Linked DNA regions of Homo sapiens: region 1 is linked to region 2. A link is a loop called in an ENCODE intact Hi-C map of the cell type or tissue named here. Cell type or tissue: CD4-positive, alpha-beta T cell. All regions are shown on one strand. Links, peaks and the distances in the headings refer to the core of each region. The heading gives the core; the rest is flanking DNA.

Region 1 (8,527 bases), core at 416-8,415, 75 kb before region 2:
TACACAGATGGCAGCAGGCAAAGAGAGAACGAGGAAGATGCAAAAGCAGAAGCCCCTGATAAAACCATCAGATGTCATGAGACTTATTCACTACCATGTGAACAGTATGGGGGAAAACACCCCCATGATTCACTTATCTCCCACCAGATCCCTCCCACAACACATGGGAATTATGGGAGTACAATTCAAGATGAGATATGGGTGGGAACACAGAGACAAACCATATCAGCTAGTATAAATTGAAGCCGATTCTAAGTCAAGATGTATATGATAAACCCAAAAGTAGCCATTAAAAAAAATAGTGAAATGATTGTTGTAAAATTAATATACTACATGCTATGGACTGAATTGTGTTTCCCTTCCAAGACATTTATATGTTGAAGCCCTAACCTCCAGTGTGACTGTATGTGGGGATAGAATCTTTAGGAGGGAATTAACGTTAAATGAAGTCACAATGCCAAGGCCCTAATTTGGTAGAACTATGGCCTTATAAGAAGAAATGATTTCTCTTCCTGTCTCTCTTTGGACACAGTGATAAGGCACCTATCTTCAAGCCACAAAGAGAACCCTCACCAGAACCTAACCATGCTGGCACCATGATTTCGGACTTCCTATCTCCAGAACTGTGAGAAAATAAATTTGTTGTTTAAGCCACCTAGTCTATGCTATTTTGTAATGGCAGCTGAGCTGACTAATATGCCTGCAAAAGAAAGCCGTAAAGGAGGAATAGAAGATGAAAAGAAGCATGAGACAGATGGAAAACAAAAAGTAAGATGGCAAACATATATCCAATTTATCAATAATATTAAATGTGAATGGTTTAAATAATCCAGTCAAAAGGCAGAGGTTTGTCATGCTTGATTTTTAAAAAACAAATCCAAGTATATGTTGTCTATAGAAGAGACACTTTAAATTCAAAGACACAAATAGATTAGGAGTAAAAGAATGGAAAAGGATACATTATGCAAACAGCAACCACAGGAAATCAGATGCTAATATGAGACATAATAGACTTTAAAACAAGTGTTATTAAAGAGGAAACTTTTTGGCTTCAGGAAGATATAACAATTAGAAACATATGCACCTAAAAATGGAAAATCAAAATACAAAAGGAAAAACTGACAGAAACGAAGAGAGAAATAGACAATTCAACAATAATAGGTGGAGACGTCAATACCTCCTTTTCAATAATGAAGAGAACAACTAGGCATAAGATGAAAACATAATAGAAGACTCAAGCAGCACTATAAACCAACTAGATTTAACAGACATGTGTAGAACACTCCATCTAACAACAATAATATACATTCTTAAACACACATGGAATATTTTTCAGGGTATGTAAGGCCATAACACTTCAACACATTTACAAGGACGGAAATAATACAAACAAAATATGTTCTCTGCTTACAATACAATAAAATGTGAAAGTAATGAGAAAATTTGGGAAACTCACAAATATGTGGAAATCGAACTATACACTCCTAGATAACCAATGGGCTACAGAAGGAATCAAAAGAAATTCAGAAAGTACTTTGAGACGAGTAAAAGTCAAGGTACAATATACCAAAACTTATGGGATCCAGTTGAAGCAGTGCTTAGAGGCAAATTTGTAGCGGCAAATTTGTAGCTGCAAATGACTATATTAAGAAAGCTAAAAGATCTAAAATCAATAACTTAATATTTCACCTTAAAACACTGGAAAGGAGGAAAACACTAAACCTAAAGTAAGCAGGAAGAAGAAAATAATAAAGATTACAGTGGAAATGAATAGAATGAAATCAAGAACAGAACTGCAATAGAAAAAAAGCAATATAACACAAAGTTGGTTTTTTGAAGCAATAAATCACATTGACAAATCACTAGCTGGTTTGACTAAGGAAAAGAAGAAAGTATACTAGAATGGAGAATATACTAAAATCATAAAAGAAAGGGGGAACATTATTACTGACCTTCCAGAAATAAAATGGATTATAAAGGAATACTATGAACAATTATATATTAACAAATTAGAAAATAGATGAAATGGAAAAATTTCTAGAAAGACAAACTACTGGAATCGACTCAAGAGAAATAGACAATCTGAATTTATCTATAACAAGTGAAGAGATTGAATCAGTAATCAAAAAACTACCTGCAAGGAAAAGCCCAGGCCTAAATGGCTTCACCACTCAATTCTACCAAACATTTGAGGAATTAATACCAGTTCTTCACAAACTCTCCCCAAAAATAGAAAGGAAAACTTTCCATCTCATTCTTTGAGTTCGGTAATACCCTGATAACCAAAACCAGATGAAGATATCACAAGAAAATTACAGACCAATATTTCTTATGAATATGGATGCAAAAATCCTCAATAAAATCCCAGCAAGGCCAGGTGCGGTGGCTCATGCCTGTAATCCCAGCACTATGGAAGGCCAAGGCAGGCAGATCCCAAGGTCAGGAGATCGAGACCATCCTGGCTAACATGGTGAAACCCCATCTCTACTAAAAATACAAAAAAATTAGTCCCAACTACTCGGGAGGCTGAGGCAGGAGAATGGCGTGAACCTGGGAGGCGGAGCTTGCAGTGAGCCCAGATCGTGCCACTGCACTCCAGCCTGGGCGACAGAGCGAGACTCTGTTTCAAAAAAAAAAAAAAAAAACCCAGCAAAATAAATCCAGCAACATATAAAAGGAACTCAGAGCTCAGAATGGGAAGGTAACAGGCATTGCTCAGAAACATGAAAAAACAAGCTACATTAATAAACCATAGATGTCTGGGGAAAAGATTATGATAAAAATATACAATAGACTGCTTAAGGCCTAGGAGGAAAAGCTGGGGAGAGTTTCCTTGGAAAATTAAAATCATTCAAAAGTATCATGGAGGCCAGGGTTGGTGGCTCACGCCTATAACCCCAATACTTTGGGAGGCCAAGGCCGGGGGATTGCTTGAGTTCAGAAGTTTGAGACTGGCTTGGGCAACATAGCGAGAACTCATCTGTACCAAAAATTTTTAAAACTTAGCCAGACATGGTGATGCACACCTATAGTCCCAGTACCTGGGAAGCTATGGGGGGAGGATCACTTGAGCCCAGGAGATCAATGCTGCAGGGAGCTAGAGACAGATCCTGTCTCAAAAAAAAAAAAAGTATCATGTATACATATATATGTGGCTATTTAAAAAGCCACATATTTGCCCAGGCAAGATGAATGCTCAGGAAAGACTTGAGAAGACCATAAGTTTTCACCTCAGGCTAATCCCTAGGCTTAGGACAAGCCTAGTTAAGTGTTGAAGGAGGGCCCTAACACAAAGTCAACCTGCGAAGACTGGGAGAGGGCTGTTGATTTTTTAGTTCCTGGTACTCCAGGAAACTTGTCAAAACATCAGCTGAACACTAGTTAAGGAAGAGACTTCAGTGACCATATACAACAAGGAATAGTCTTTGCAAAAATAGTTTGGGAAATCACTAACTGAGTAGACTACTACAGCCTTAACACATACACATACGCGCACACACACACACACACACACACACAGAGCAAACTTTAGGGAGGAGATTCTCAGAGTTGTCACATTGTAGTATTATACTATTCAAATGTTCAGTTAACAACGACAACAATCACAAAGCATACAAAGAAACAGGAAACTGTCGTTCATTTAATGGAATAATAAATGGACAAAAACTGTCCCTGGGAAAGTCCAGATCAGACTTATTATACAAAGACTTTAGCCGGGTACGGTGGCTCATGCCTGTAATCCCAGCACTTTGGGAGGCCGAGGCAGGCAGATCACAAGGTCAGGAGATCAAGACCATCCTGGCTAACATGGTGAAACCCCGTCTCTACTAAAAATACAAAAAAAAATTAGCCGGGCGTGGTGGCGGGCGCCTGTAGTCCCAGCTACTCAGGAGGCTGAGGCAGGAGAATGGCGTGAACCCAGGAGGCAGAGCTTGCAGTGAGCAGAGATTGCGCCACTGCACTCCAGCCTGGGCGACAGAGCAAGACTCTGTCTCAAAAAAAAAAAAAAAGACTTTAAACCAATTATCTTAAATATGCTCAAAGAGTTAAAGGAAAACATGGACAAAGAACTAAAGGAAATCAGAAAACAATGTATGAACAAAATGAGAATATCAGTGAAGATAAACTGTAAAAAGGAACCAAAGAGAAGTTCTTGAGATTAAAAAGTATAATAACTGAAATAAAAAACTCACTAAGAGAGTACAACAGCAGTCGTAAGCACAAAAATGAAAAAAATCAGTGATCATGAAGGACACTTGAAATTATTGCATCTGAGGAGCAGATAGAAACACAAACAATGAAGAATATTTTAAGAAATAATGGCCCAAAGTTCCCAGATTAGATGAAATACATGAATCTACAAATCCAAAATGCTCAATGAACTCTAAGTAGGATAAACTCTAACAGAGCCACACCATGACACATTATAATCACACTGTTGAAAAACAAAGGAGAAGAATTTTGAAAGACACAAGAGAGAAGTGGCTCATTACATATAAGTAATCCTCAATAAAATTGACAGCGGATTTCTCATCAGAAACCATTGATGCCATGGGTTGAGATGGCATATATAAAGTGATAAAAGGAAAAAAAATCAATCAGGAATTATATATACAGCAAAACTTTTCTTTAAAAAAGGGAGAAATTAAGACATTCCAGTTAAACAAAGGCTGACGGAGTTCTTTACTACCAATCTTGCTCTACAACAAATGATAAAGGGAGTCCTTCAGGTTGCAATAAAATAATGCTAGACAGTTAAAGCCATATAAAGAAATAAAGATCTCAAGTAGAGGTAAATGCATGGACAAATATAAAAGCCAGTGTTCTACTTTTTGTTTGTAACTATAATTTTTATTTCCTACAGGATTTAAGTACAAATGCATGAAAAATAATTATGAATTCGCTGGATATGGTGGCTCATGCCTCTAATCTCAGCTCTTGGGGAGGCAGATCACTTGAGGCCAGTAGTTGAGACCAGACTGGGCAACATGGCAAAACCCCCTCTCTACTAAAAATACAAAAATTAGCCAGGCATGGTGGAGCATGCCTGTAATCCCAGCTACTTGGGAGGCTGAGGCAGGAGAATCGTTTGAGCCCAGGAAGTGGAGGCTGCAGTGAGCTGAGATCGAGCCACTGCACTCCAGCCTGGGCAACAGAGCAAGACTCTGTCTCAAACTAATAATAATAATAATAATAATAATAATAATAATAACTATTATTATAACTCTCTTATTGGGCACACATGTATGAAGATGTAACGTGACAATGTAAGAGTTGGGGGAGGCAAAGTTGATAGGAACAGTGTTCTTGTATACTATTGAGGTTAAGTTGGTAACTATTGTGATACTGTGATTTAGAGTAAGAAATACATATATGAAGATGTAACGTGTAACAATGTAAGAGTTGGGTGAGGTAGGGCCAGGCACGGTGGCTCACACCTGTAATCCCAGCACTTTGGGAGGCCGAGGCAGGTGGATCACGAGGTGAGGAGATTGAGACCATCCCGGCTAAAACGGTGAAACCCTGTCTCTACTAAAAATGCAAAAAATTAGCCGGGTGTGGTGGTGGGTGCCTGTAGTCCCAGCTACTCGGGAGGCTGAGGCAGAATGGCGTGAACCCAGGAGGCGGAGTTTTCAGTGAGCTGAGATGGGACCACTGCACTCCAGCCTGGGCGACAGAGCGAGACTGTCTCAAAAAAAAAAAAAAAAGAGTTGGGGGAGGCAAAGTTGATAGGAGCAATGTTTTTGTATACTATTGAGGTTAAGTTGGTAACTACTGTGATACTGTGATTTAGAGTAAGAAATACATAGTTGGTCTTCCCTCCCTCCCCATTTTCTGGTACACAGTTCCTAAAATCCTCGGAATGTCTTAAGTGATAAATGTCTTTTTGTATGCTAATGAGATGACTGGTGGCTGGGTGCACCTGGAAAGCCTCAGGATGGGGGCTGATTGCCAAAAGAACTCTCCCAACATCTGGGGAAGACAGAGCAACTGAAGTTTGAGATAATTGCCAGTGGCCAATATTATCAGTTGTGCCTATCTAATGAAGCCTCCATTAAAAAAAAAAAAAAAAGAAAAAAAGAAAAGGACAGAGTTTAAAGAGTTTCTGGATTGCTGAACACTTGGAGGTGCCTGGAAGGTAGTGTGCCTGGAGAGGGCATGGGAGGTCTATGCCTCTTCCCACATACCTTGCCCTATGTATTTCTTCATCTGTATCCTTTGTAATATATTTATAACAAACCAGTAAATACAAGTTTCCTGAGTCGTGTGAGCCTTCTTAGAAAATTAACTGAAACTAAGGATGTGGTCATTGGAACTCCAATTTATAGCCACTTGGACAGAAAAATAGGTGACAAGCTACTACTTGTACTTGGCATATGAAAGGGCAGGCTATCCCGTGCAATTGAGCCCATAACCTGTGGGCTCTGACTCTAACTCCAAGTAGATAGTATCACTGTTGAATTGACTTGTAGGACACCCAGTTGCTGTCTACTGGAGAATCGCGTGGTGTGTGGGGAAAAACTTCCACATATTTTGGTGACCAGAAGTGAAGTATTCTGTGATGAGTGTGTGATGGCAGGAAAGCTACTTCATTTTTTTCTATCTCAAATGCTATTCAAATTATATTGTCATATATTTAGAAAGTTAAATGCAAACTTCATGTGAACAACAAAGAAGATATCTTAAAAAAAAACCTACATAGATAAATGAGGAGGGAATCAAAATCGTTCCCCACAAATGAAAAAAAAAAAAAAAAAAAAACAACCAACCAAACAAAAAAAAAACTCAACTAAACACAAGGAAGTATTGGAGGAAATGAGGGACAAATGTATAAGACTACAGAACATAGCAAAATGGCAAAAGTAATCCTCAGAAATTACCTTAAATGTAAATGTAAATGGATTAAACTCCTCAATTAAATAGGAGCAGTGGCTCAAACCTGTAATCCCAGCACTTTGGGAAGCCAAGGCGGGAGGATTGCTTGAGCCCAGGAGTTCAAGACTAGCCTGGGCAACACGGCGCAACCTTGTCTCTACAAAAAACAAAAAAAAATTAGCTGGGTGTGGTGGTGCACACCTGTGCTCCTAGCTGTTTGGGAGGCTGAGGCAGGAGGATTTCTTGAGCCCAGAAGGTTGAGGCTGCAGTGAGCCATGATTGTACCACTGTACTCAAGCCTGGGCTGCAGAGACAGAGAGATCCTGTCTTAAAATTTAAAAAACTAATCACAGTACTTTGGGAGGACAAGATGGGTGAATTGCTTGAGGTCAGGAATTCGAGACCAGCCTGGGCAATATAGTGAGACCCAGTCCCTGCAAAAAACACAAAAATTAGCCAGATGTGGTGGTGCATGCCTGTAATTCCAGCTACTCAGGAGGCTGAGCTGGGAAGATTGCTAGAGCCTGAGAGGTTGAGGCTACAGTCAGCCTTGATTGCATAACTGCACTCCAGCCTAGGCAACAAAGTGAGATTCTGTCTCAAAAAAAAAAGAAAAGAAAAGAAAAGAAAAACCAACAGATATATCACATTAATAGAATGAATGAAAAAAAATCACATGATCATCTTAATGTAGTAAAGGAATTTAACAAAACCCAACATTCTTTCATGATAAAAACACTCAGAAAACTAGACATGGAAGGGAATGTTCTCAACATAATGAAAGGGCCTTTATGAAAAACCCACAGCTAACATTATATTCAATGATGAAAGACTGAAATTCTTCCCCTAAGATCAGGAACAAGACAAGAATGCTGCCTTCACAACTGGTATTCAACATGGTACTGGAAGCACTAGCCAGAGCAATTAGACAAGTAAAAGAAAAAAAAGGCACTCAAATTAAAAAGGAATAAGCAAAACCATCTATTCTAAGTTATGATCCTATATATGAAAATCCCAAGGAATCCACAAGAAAGCTATTAGACCTAATAAAGGAATTCAGCAGAGTTGTAGAGTACAAGATAAACATGCAAACATCAGTTGAATTTCTAAACACTGGCAATAAATCAGAAAAGGAATTATGAAAGTGATTAATTATAATAGTATCTTCAAGAAGACAATACATAGAAATAAATTTAAACAATGAGCAGAAAGACTTGTACACTGAAAACTACAAATATTGCTGAAAGAAATTAAGGATCTAAATAAATGGACAAACACCCCATATTCTTAGGTAGGAAGACTGAATACTAAGACGTCAAAACCACCCAAGGTGATCTACAAAGTAAACACAATTCTTACCACAATAACAACAGCTTTTTTTCTTTTTTGCAAAAAAGGAAAATAGATCCTTATATTCATATGGAATTGCAAGGGGCACAGAAAAAAATCATCCTGAAAAAGAACAAAGTCAGAAGACTCACACTTCCTCATTTCAAACTTAATACAAACCTACTGTAATCAAAACAATGCAGTACTGGCATTAAGATAGATATACCAATGCAATGGAATTGAGAGTCCAGAAATAAACCCATACATCTATTACCAATTTTTTTTTTTTGAGACAGAGTCTTGCTCTGTGGCCCAGGCTGGA
Region 2 (8,527 bases), core at 384-8,383:
ACCTCGGCCTCCCAAAGTGCTGGGATTACAGGCGTGAGCCACTGTGCCTGGCCATCACTTCATCTTTTTAAGTTCAGTCACAATAAATGCAGCCTAGGTTTTCTTATGAAATTAGATGCTTAAATGATTATATTTTGCCATGAGGTGTTCTCAGGTTTGAAACTCGTAGTTCTTCCCAACATTGTCTGTAAAAATAGATTTTAAAATGACTTTTTAACTACAAAAGTAATGCACATCAATTAAAGAATGTTTGAAAAATATTTAAGGATACATAATCTCATGACTAAATGAGAACTACTGTTGACATTTTGTTATAGAACCTTACTCTCTTTCCTATGTCTGTACATTGATTTTGTTAAAGAAAAATTCATTTATCTCACAAATATTTATTGAACTTCTATATCTGTCAGGCTCTATACTGGGTACTTGGAATAAGTGAGAAAAAAGGCAGACAGAGTCCCTGACTTCATGGAAGGCAGACATTAGAGAGTAATTACAATAATTCATGACAGATACTGGGATGGAGGGAACATGACATGGGGGCTGGTGGATTGTAATCATTTATTTTTGTTTTGTTTCATTTTAGTTTTTGTTTGACAGAAGTTTAAGCATATTGTAGTTTAATAAGTTGAATAGCTTTATAAGGACTAATAGGAAAAACAATGACCACCCTGAAACCCTTTTTCTCATTTTCCCTTCCCATGGGTAGTACTTTAAACTCTTCAGATGAATCTTTTGGAATTTACCTCCATATCTATTGGTTTTTCATTATGGAAGGTGAGAATTTAACTCCCTTTCATCCACTCCTCAACACATGGCTCCTATCCCCCCATCCCTTCCATACAGTTAGACCATATTCTTTATTTACTCAGTATTCAGTGTTTACATTGTAGTAACTATGTAGATAATGTTTACAGCTGAGCCATGTGGTGTACTATGAATAGATTTTCTTTCCTACGCAGCTTTTTGATTCCTTACAGTTAAATCATTGTCTTATGTTTTTCCTTTGCTTAGTTTTCTCTCTTTTTATTGCTATTTCAACCCAACTCTTCTCTGGCTCTCTAAATGTCCCCTCCATATGTTCAGACACAGCATTTTCATCTTCTTGAAGAAGTCTCCCTTGAGCCTTCTCACTTGCCCTACCTGGACGGGACATCCTCTTTTCCTGTCTTCACCCGAGGATCTTAACTTGCCCCTCTCCTGTTGAATTCCCTGTTTCCTGTGTCCCCTGCTCCCTCTTTCTTGGCTTAGCCCCTTGCTTTGCTTGAGCATGTCCTTTAGTAGCTTCATGAGACAATTACATGGGAAGCAAACTTTTTACCACTTTATAGTATGAACACTATTTTTTATTCTAGCTTCAGAAATCTAGGTCAGAAATCACTTTCCTTCAGAATTTTGACAATAGTGCTCAGTTTTTCTCTAGCTTCCAATATTGCTGCTAAAAAAACACCAAAACTTTTCTGACTCCCAGTTTTTTGTGTGTGACTTGAGTAGGTTTTTTTGTCTCCCTCCTCCTTTTATTTTGTCCTTTTAGTGGGATTTTAGGAAGGAGTAAAAAGAAATGCTTTTCCTCTGATATAGTTTGAATGTTTGTCCCCTCCAAATCTCATGTTGCAATGTGATCTTCAATGTGGGAGATGGGGTATCATGGGAGGTGTTTGGGTCATGGAGGTTGATCCTTCATGAATGGCTTGGTACCCTCCTTGCGGTAATAAATGAGTTCTTGCTCTGTTAGTACACGAGAGCTGGTTGGTTGGAAGAGCCTGGCACCTTCTCCCTTCCCTCTTGCTCCCTCTCGCTCCCTCTCTTACCATGTGACACACTGGCCCTCTTTTCACCTTCCGTCATGAGTAGAAGCTTCCTGAGGTCCTGACCAGAAGCAGTTGCTGACACCATGTTTCTTGTACAGCCTACAAAACTGTGAGCCAAATAAACCTCTTTTCTTCACAAATTACCCAGTCTCAGATATTCCTTTATTTCAATACAGAATGGACAAACATACCCTGAATTCACTGTCATTATAAAAAAAATACTATTTTTACAACTTTTTCTATTTTAGAGACAGGGTCTTGCTCTGTAACCCAGGCTGGAGTGTAGTGGCATGATTACTGCTCACAACCTTGGACTCCTGGACTCAAGTGATCCTCCCACCTCAGCATCCCAAAGTGCTGGGGTTACAGGCAGAACCACTGCACTCGACCTGGAACTTATTTTTTATTGAATAACCTATAATGGACAACCTTCCATGTCATGAAATATTCTACAATACTACTTAATGGCTTGAGAGAATGTGAGTTATTGAACACCATCCTCTACTGTTGGTCACTTAGGTTGTTTGTAATTTTTCACTATTATAGATAATATATGAATATGCATCTTTTCCTGTTAAATTTTTGCACTCATTTCTGATTATTCACTAGAATAAATTTCTTGAAGTGTAATTGTAGGGTCAAAAGATTCTGAGTATTTTGATACATGTTGCCAAATTATCCTTTGAAAAAAATGCAATTTGCACAGTCACCGTGGTATATGAGCAAAGCATTTCCTTACATCCTCAATCTTCCCCCCTTTGCCGCCCTTTGTTTTTATTTCCTTTGCTTAGAATAGCATTCCACTTGCACATGATTCAGTAACTTGTTTTTTTCTTTAGTGTCTTAAGAGAGAATAACGGCCGGGCGCGGTGGCTCACGTCTGTAATCCCAGCACTTTGGGAGGCCGAGGCGGGTGGATCACAAGGTCAGGAGATGGAGACCATCCTGGCTAACACAGTGAAACCCCATCTCTACCAAAAATACAAAAAATTAGCCGGGCATGGTGGTGGGCACCTGTAGTCCCAGCTACTCGGGAGGCTGAGGCAGGAGAATGGCGTGAACCCAAGAGGCAGAGCTTGCAGTGAGCCGAGATAGCACCACTGCACTCCAGCCTGGGCAACAGAGGGAGATTCTGTCTCAAAAAAAAAAAAAAAAAGAGAGAGAGAGAGAATAAATATTTCAGTAAGGAAAACAAGGTGTTATTTGTAGCTCTCTGCAAAAAGAATGATTCTTGGGGATTTGGATATCTGAATTTCAGATTTGGTTTTACCACTAACTTGATTTTAATAAATAATAGCTGCTATTATGAGCTTGTGCAAAAGTTCAGAGGAGGAAAAAACAATGATCGTTGAATTCAAATATCTACAACATTCTGAATTAATTTCCAATGTTTTCCAGTGTAATATATTAATGCATTTTATTTAATTGCAACCTATGTTGTGTTTGATTTTTTCCACTTTATATGTCTCACTATAGTTGCCAGGTTTGTCAGTGTTAACCTCTTTCAGTATTTCTTTCTTTCTTTTTCTTTTTCTTTCCTTTTCATTTCTTTCTTTTCTTTTTTTTTTTTTTTTTTTTTTGAGACAGGGTCTCTCTCTGTTGCCCAGACTGGAGTACAGCGGCACTATGTCGGCTCACTGCAACCTCCGCCTCCTGGGTTCAAGCGATTTTTCTGTCTCAGCCTCCCTAGTAGCTGGGATTACAGGCACCAGCCACCACACCTGGCTGATTTTTGTATTTTTAGTAGAGATGGGGTTACGCCATGTTGGCCAGGCTGGTCTTGAACTCCTATCCTCAAGCAATCCACCCACCTCAGCCTTCCAAAGTGCTGGGACTACAGGCATGAGCCATCATGGCTGGATGCAGTATTTCTTGTATCCTGCTGTATTCAGGGCATAGTTTGTTTCTTATTGTCCTATTGCTGCAGGTTTCAATAGTCTCCTTTTTATTTACCTCTATGTCTATCAATTTATCTTCATTTTATGACTCATCACTATCATTCCCCCCTTATTAAAAATTAATAATTGTTTCTTTCTTTTGGATTTTTTCCTTGGTGTTTTCTCAAAATAAGATTACCCAAAATTCAATGTTTGCATTCTTCTTCTTTTTTTCTTTTCTTTTTTTTTTTTTTTTTTTTTTAAAGATACAGGGTCTTGCTATATTGCCAAGGATGCCCTTGAACTCCTGGGCTCACGCCATCTTCCTGCCTCCCTAGTAACTGAGACTACAGGCACACACCACCTCCCTGACCAGCTTTCAATATTTGCATTCTTTGACGTAGTGAATCTTACTATATATGGTCAGACGGTGCTGTTGCTAGGAGACACTGATGAATAGTTGCTTTATCTCTGTTGCTTTTTGTCTCCCAAACTGCAAGCAGGGCTAAACAATGTCTGTGAGACTCTTTGAGCACAGAGATGTTAATGAAAGTAAAGGACAAAACATTCAGGCACTGCTTTGAGGATAACATCAGAAAATATGATATCATATGATATCACCATCCAACAGCTAATGGGTGGATCTTGCTAAAGTGGTTTCTTGTGGTTTTACTGTATGCAGTCAACTCTTGGGGTGTGGCTGCAGTTCACTAATATGGGAATGAAGTGTTCATATGATAAAGCGGATAATGAATATTTCCCCTCAGGGTGAAAGAGACCATTGATTATCTAATAGGTGTCATGTACATATTATTTTAACAGCTCTAGAAGCTGTTCTTCTTTATAGATGAGAGGATTATAGTTCACAGAAGTTAGTTAACTTGCTCAAGGACAAACAGTAAATAGCAGAGCCAGAATGCAAGTAGAGGTCTATTTGACTACAAAGCCCATACTCTTTTCTACTGTACCACAGTACTTACCTACAATTGTGTAGTGACCTGTAAGTGAAGATGTACATGTATTTTGTAGGTACCTTGTTTATTGTCTTGGCAGAATCTGGCTAAAGGTAGAAAATGTTCATTCATGTCCAACTTTATCTTTGTAACAGATAATGAACCCAGCCAATTCTCAGAGCCCAGGAAGACTTTGTCCCCAACTGGTACAGCACAACCAAGCTGGGGGGTAGATCCAAAAGAGGGGCCTCAGGAACTTCAGGAAAAGAAGATACAGGTGCTAGAGGAGAAGGTTCTTCGACTCACAAGGACGGTTCTTGACCTCCAGTCTTCCCTTGCTGGAGTGAGTGAAAATCTCAAACATGCCACTCAGGATGATGCCAGTAGAACACGGGCACCAGGGCTCAGCAGCCAGCACCCCAAGCCTGACACCACTGTTAGTGGAGACACAGAAACGGGCCAGAGTCCTGGTGTCTTCAACACTAAGGAATCTGGCATGAAGGACATCAAGTCTGAATTGGCTGAAGTCAAAGATACTCTAAAGAACAAAAGTGACAAGCTGGAAGAGCTGGATGGAAAAGTGAAGGGCTACGAAGGGCAGCTCAGACAGCTCCAGGAAGCAGCTCAGGGCCCGACGGTGACCATGACAACCAACGAACTCTACCAAGCCTATGTGGACAGTAAGATCGACGCCCTGAGAGAGGAGCTCATGGAGGGCATGGACAGAAAGCTGGCTGACCTGAAAAACTCATGTGAGTACAAGCTCACTGGCCTCCAGCAGCAGTGTGATGACTATGGGAGCAGCTACCTGGGAGTGATAGAGCTCATAGGGGAGAAGGAAACAAGCCTGAGAAAAGAAATAAATAACCTCCGAGCCCGGCTACAGGAGCCTTCAGCCCAGGCAAATTGCTGCGACAGTGAAAAGAATGGTGACATTGGTCAACAGATCAAGACATTGGACCAGAAAATCGAGAGAGTTGCTGAAGCCACCAGAATGCTGAATGGAAGACTGGACAATGAGTTTGACCGCCTTATAGTTCCAGAGCCAGATGTGGATTTTGATGCAAAATGGAATGAACTCGATGCAAGGATCAATGTGACGGAGAAGAACGCTGAAGAACATTGCTTTTACATTGAGGAAACCCTTCGGGGCGCCATTAATGGAGAGGTGGGTGACTTGAAGCAGCTTGTTGATCAGAAAATACAGTCTCTGGAAGACCGTCTGGGGAGCGTTCTCCTACAGATGACCAATAACACTGGTGCAGAGCTCAGTCCCCCAGGGGCAGCAGCCCTGCCAGGAGTGTCAGGGTCAGGAGATGAACGGGTCATGATGGAATTAAACCACCTGAAGGACAAAGTTCAAGTTGTTGAAGACATTTGCCTGCTGAACATCCAGGGAAAGCCTCATGGGATGGAAGGTGCCTTGCCAAACAGGGAAGACCGCGCAGTACGCGACAGCCTGCACCTTTTGAAATCTCTCAACGACACGATGCACAGGAAGTTTCAAGAAACCGAACAAACCATCCAGAAACTTCAACAGGATTTTAGTTTTCTTTATTCTCAATTAAACCACACAGAAAATGATGTGACTCATCTTCAAAAGGAAATGAGCAATTGTAGAGCAGGTGAAAACGCTGGCATGGGTAGGTTCACTAAGGTGGGTGAGCAAGAAAGGACAGTGGACACCCTGCCGTCCCCCCAGCACCCCGTGGCTCATTGCTGCAGTCAGCTGGAGGAGAGGTGGCAGAGGTTGCAGAGCCAGGTCATCTCGGAGCTGGATGCTTGTAAGGAATGCACGCAGGGGGTCCAGAGGGAGGTCTCCATGGTGGAGGGCAGGGTGTCTCATATGGAGAAAACTTGCAGCAAGCTGGACTCTATCTCAGGAAATCTTCAGAGGATCAAGGAGGGGCTCAACAAGCATGTCAGCAGCCTGTGGAACTGTGTCAGGCAGATGAACGGAACGCTCAGGTCGCATTCCAGAGACATTTCTGGCCTGAAGAATTCAGTCCAGCAGTTCTACAGCCACGTCTTCCAGATTTCTACTGATTTGCAAGATCTGGTCAAATTTCAGCCATCAGCAAGTAAGTTGAATATTACAATTCTATTTCTTGTATTTCTTTGCAGCACGCAACAACATTTTAAAAATAATTTTTTGTTCATTTTTGATATTGTTGAAACTTCATGAGGTAAAAATGTGACAGTATTATGCTAGATTTTGGACAGTTCACGGAATGAACTAAATGCCATCAGTCCTACCCAAATGTGGTTCATAGATTGGTGCCTGAATTATCTGGTGCTGAGTAGCAATAAGATAAATATATATTCTCAGTGTTAATATTTAGGAACTTCTAAAATAATTTGACAGACTGGTTGCAGTGGCTCATGCCTGTAATCCCAGCACTCTGGGAGTCAAAGGAGGGTGGATCACCTGAGGTCAGGCATTCGAGATCAACCTGGCCAACATGGCGAAAATCCGTCCCTACTAAAAATACAAAAATTAGCTGGGTGTGGTGGCACGCGCCTGTAGTCCCAGCTAGTCGGGAGGCTGAGGTGGGAGAATTGCTTGAACCTGGGAGGCAGAGGTTAAGGTGAGCCGAGATTGCATCACTGCACTCCAGCCTGGGCAACAGAGTGAGGCTCCATCTCAAATAAATAAACAAACAACATTGCAGTATTTAAGCACATGATCTACGTAATTTACAAAAATATCAGTTCACAACACATTGAAAATAAAAAAGGAAAACTGGTTCTTCCCACAGATGGATAGCCAAATATTATCTGTAGAATCAGGCTGGTGAGCTCAGAGTTGGGGTCAGATTTTTGGCATAACAGCTTGGGGCAGTGGGTGTTGTCCTCTCTTCTACCTAGGGAGTCTCCTACGTACCTCTCTTCAAGCATCACTTTTTATCTGTGTCGTTATCATCTTCAGGGCTTAGCTGATGGCAGATAGGATGCTGTCATATTTGTTTCCAGACACAGGACCGTGGATGAGAGCAGTTTAGGGACAGGAAGTATCTAAAGCTCCATAGTGCCTGCATCCAGGAAGCTCAGCAGTAGTGCTGAGAGCAATGCTGGCTACACCTTAGGCACTCAACAAATGTTTGTTGAATGAATGAATGTGAATGAATGAATAATATATGTAATAAGATTTTTTTGTTACTTGTGGGTGCTAAACGCAGCCTTCTCAAAGGACAGAGCTTCTCTTGTACCTGGGTTTGTACTCTGAGACAGCCTCCGACATAAGCTAGCCCTCTCTAGTCGGAGTCTGGGCGTGAAAGGAAGGAAGAGGGAGCTCGCGTTTTTGAACACTTTCTATGTACAGCACTGGCTTGGTCACTTCAGGGGGACTGAATCCTATCATGGCCTCACAGAAAGGCTGTTTTCCAACAGGGAAAATGTGCCCAAAGTCATGTGGCTGTTCAGTGGGGGAGCCAGGATGGAAACCAGGCCAGGCTGCGTCCAAGAATTGTTTTCTTGCAGTCCAGCCATGATGACTGTGTGTCTCCCAGAACTGAGTGCAGACTTACTTGGTCCATGGGGACTTGTTGAGGGGCCTGCTTTGTGCTAGAAGGAACCTATTCCTGACCTCCCCCTCCCTGTTTTCTTTTCTCCCATCCTTGCCTTTGGGACTTTTACCTCCCTGACCTGGTTCCGCTCTGGGTGACACAGGCCCTTGCACAAGGAACTGAGATTTCATGGCCTCTGTGAACCTTGGGATTTTATGATCAAGTCCCAGATGAGACATAAAACCCAAGGCAGCGTAGGCTAGAACGTGGGAAGCAGGCGAGCTCTGGCTTGGTCAGGGAGAGCCAGGGCCAGGTCCTGGCAGCTCAGGAGGGTGGAGAGGGTCCGAGGTAGGTGGGAAAATGCCCTGGATGTCCCCAGA

Evidence for each region. Hi-C counts contacts between places; a loop is a spot of excess contacts. Peaks named below come from ENCODE experiments on the same cell type or tissue, not always from the same donor. Only the 100,000 strongest peaks of a DNase experiment are listed, where the experiment ranks them.
Region 1: it touches region 2 in a loop (1.8-fold over the local background); 2 of 110 quality-filtered maps call a loop at or near these places.

What each region holds. Positions count from the first base shown.
Region 1 is chr18:2,810,789-2,819,315 of GRCh38, forward strand. No RefSeq gene overlaps it. Among named protein-coding and RNA genes, the nearest start is that of EMILIN2, 32 kb to the right of the region's middle. In CD4-positive, alpha-beta T cell, for the core only: no CTCF peak of the experiment used is centred there; no DNase peak of the experiment used is centred there; H3K27me3 peaks cover 195 bases.
Region 2 is chr18:2,885,765-2,894,291 of GRCh38, forward strand. It overlaps EMILIN2 (elastin microfibril interfacer 2), which reads left to right. Exons shown (of 8, transcript NM_032048.3): 4 at 4,797-6,722. Among named protein-coding and RNA genes, the nearest start is that of EMILIN2, 43 kb to the left of the region's middle. In CD4-positive, alpha-beta T cell, for the core only: no CTCF peak of the experiment used is centred there; DNase peaks (open chromatin) are centred at 4,147, 6,217 and 7,627; H3K4me3 peaks cover 894 bases; H3K27ac peaks cover 2,370 bases.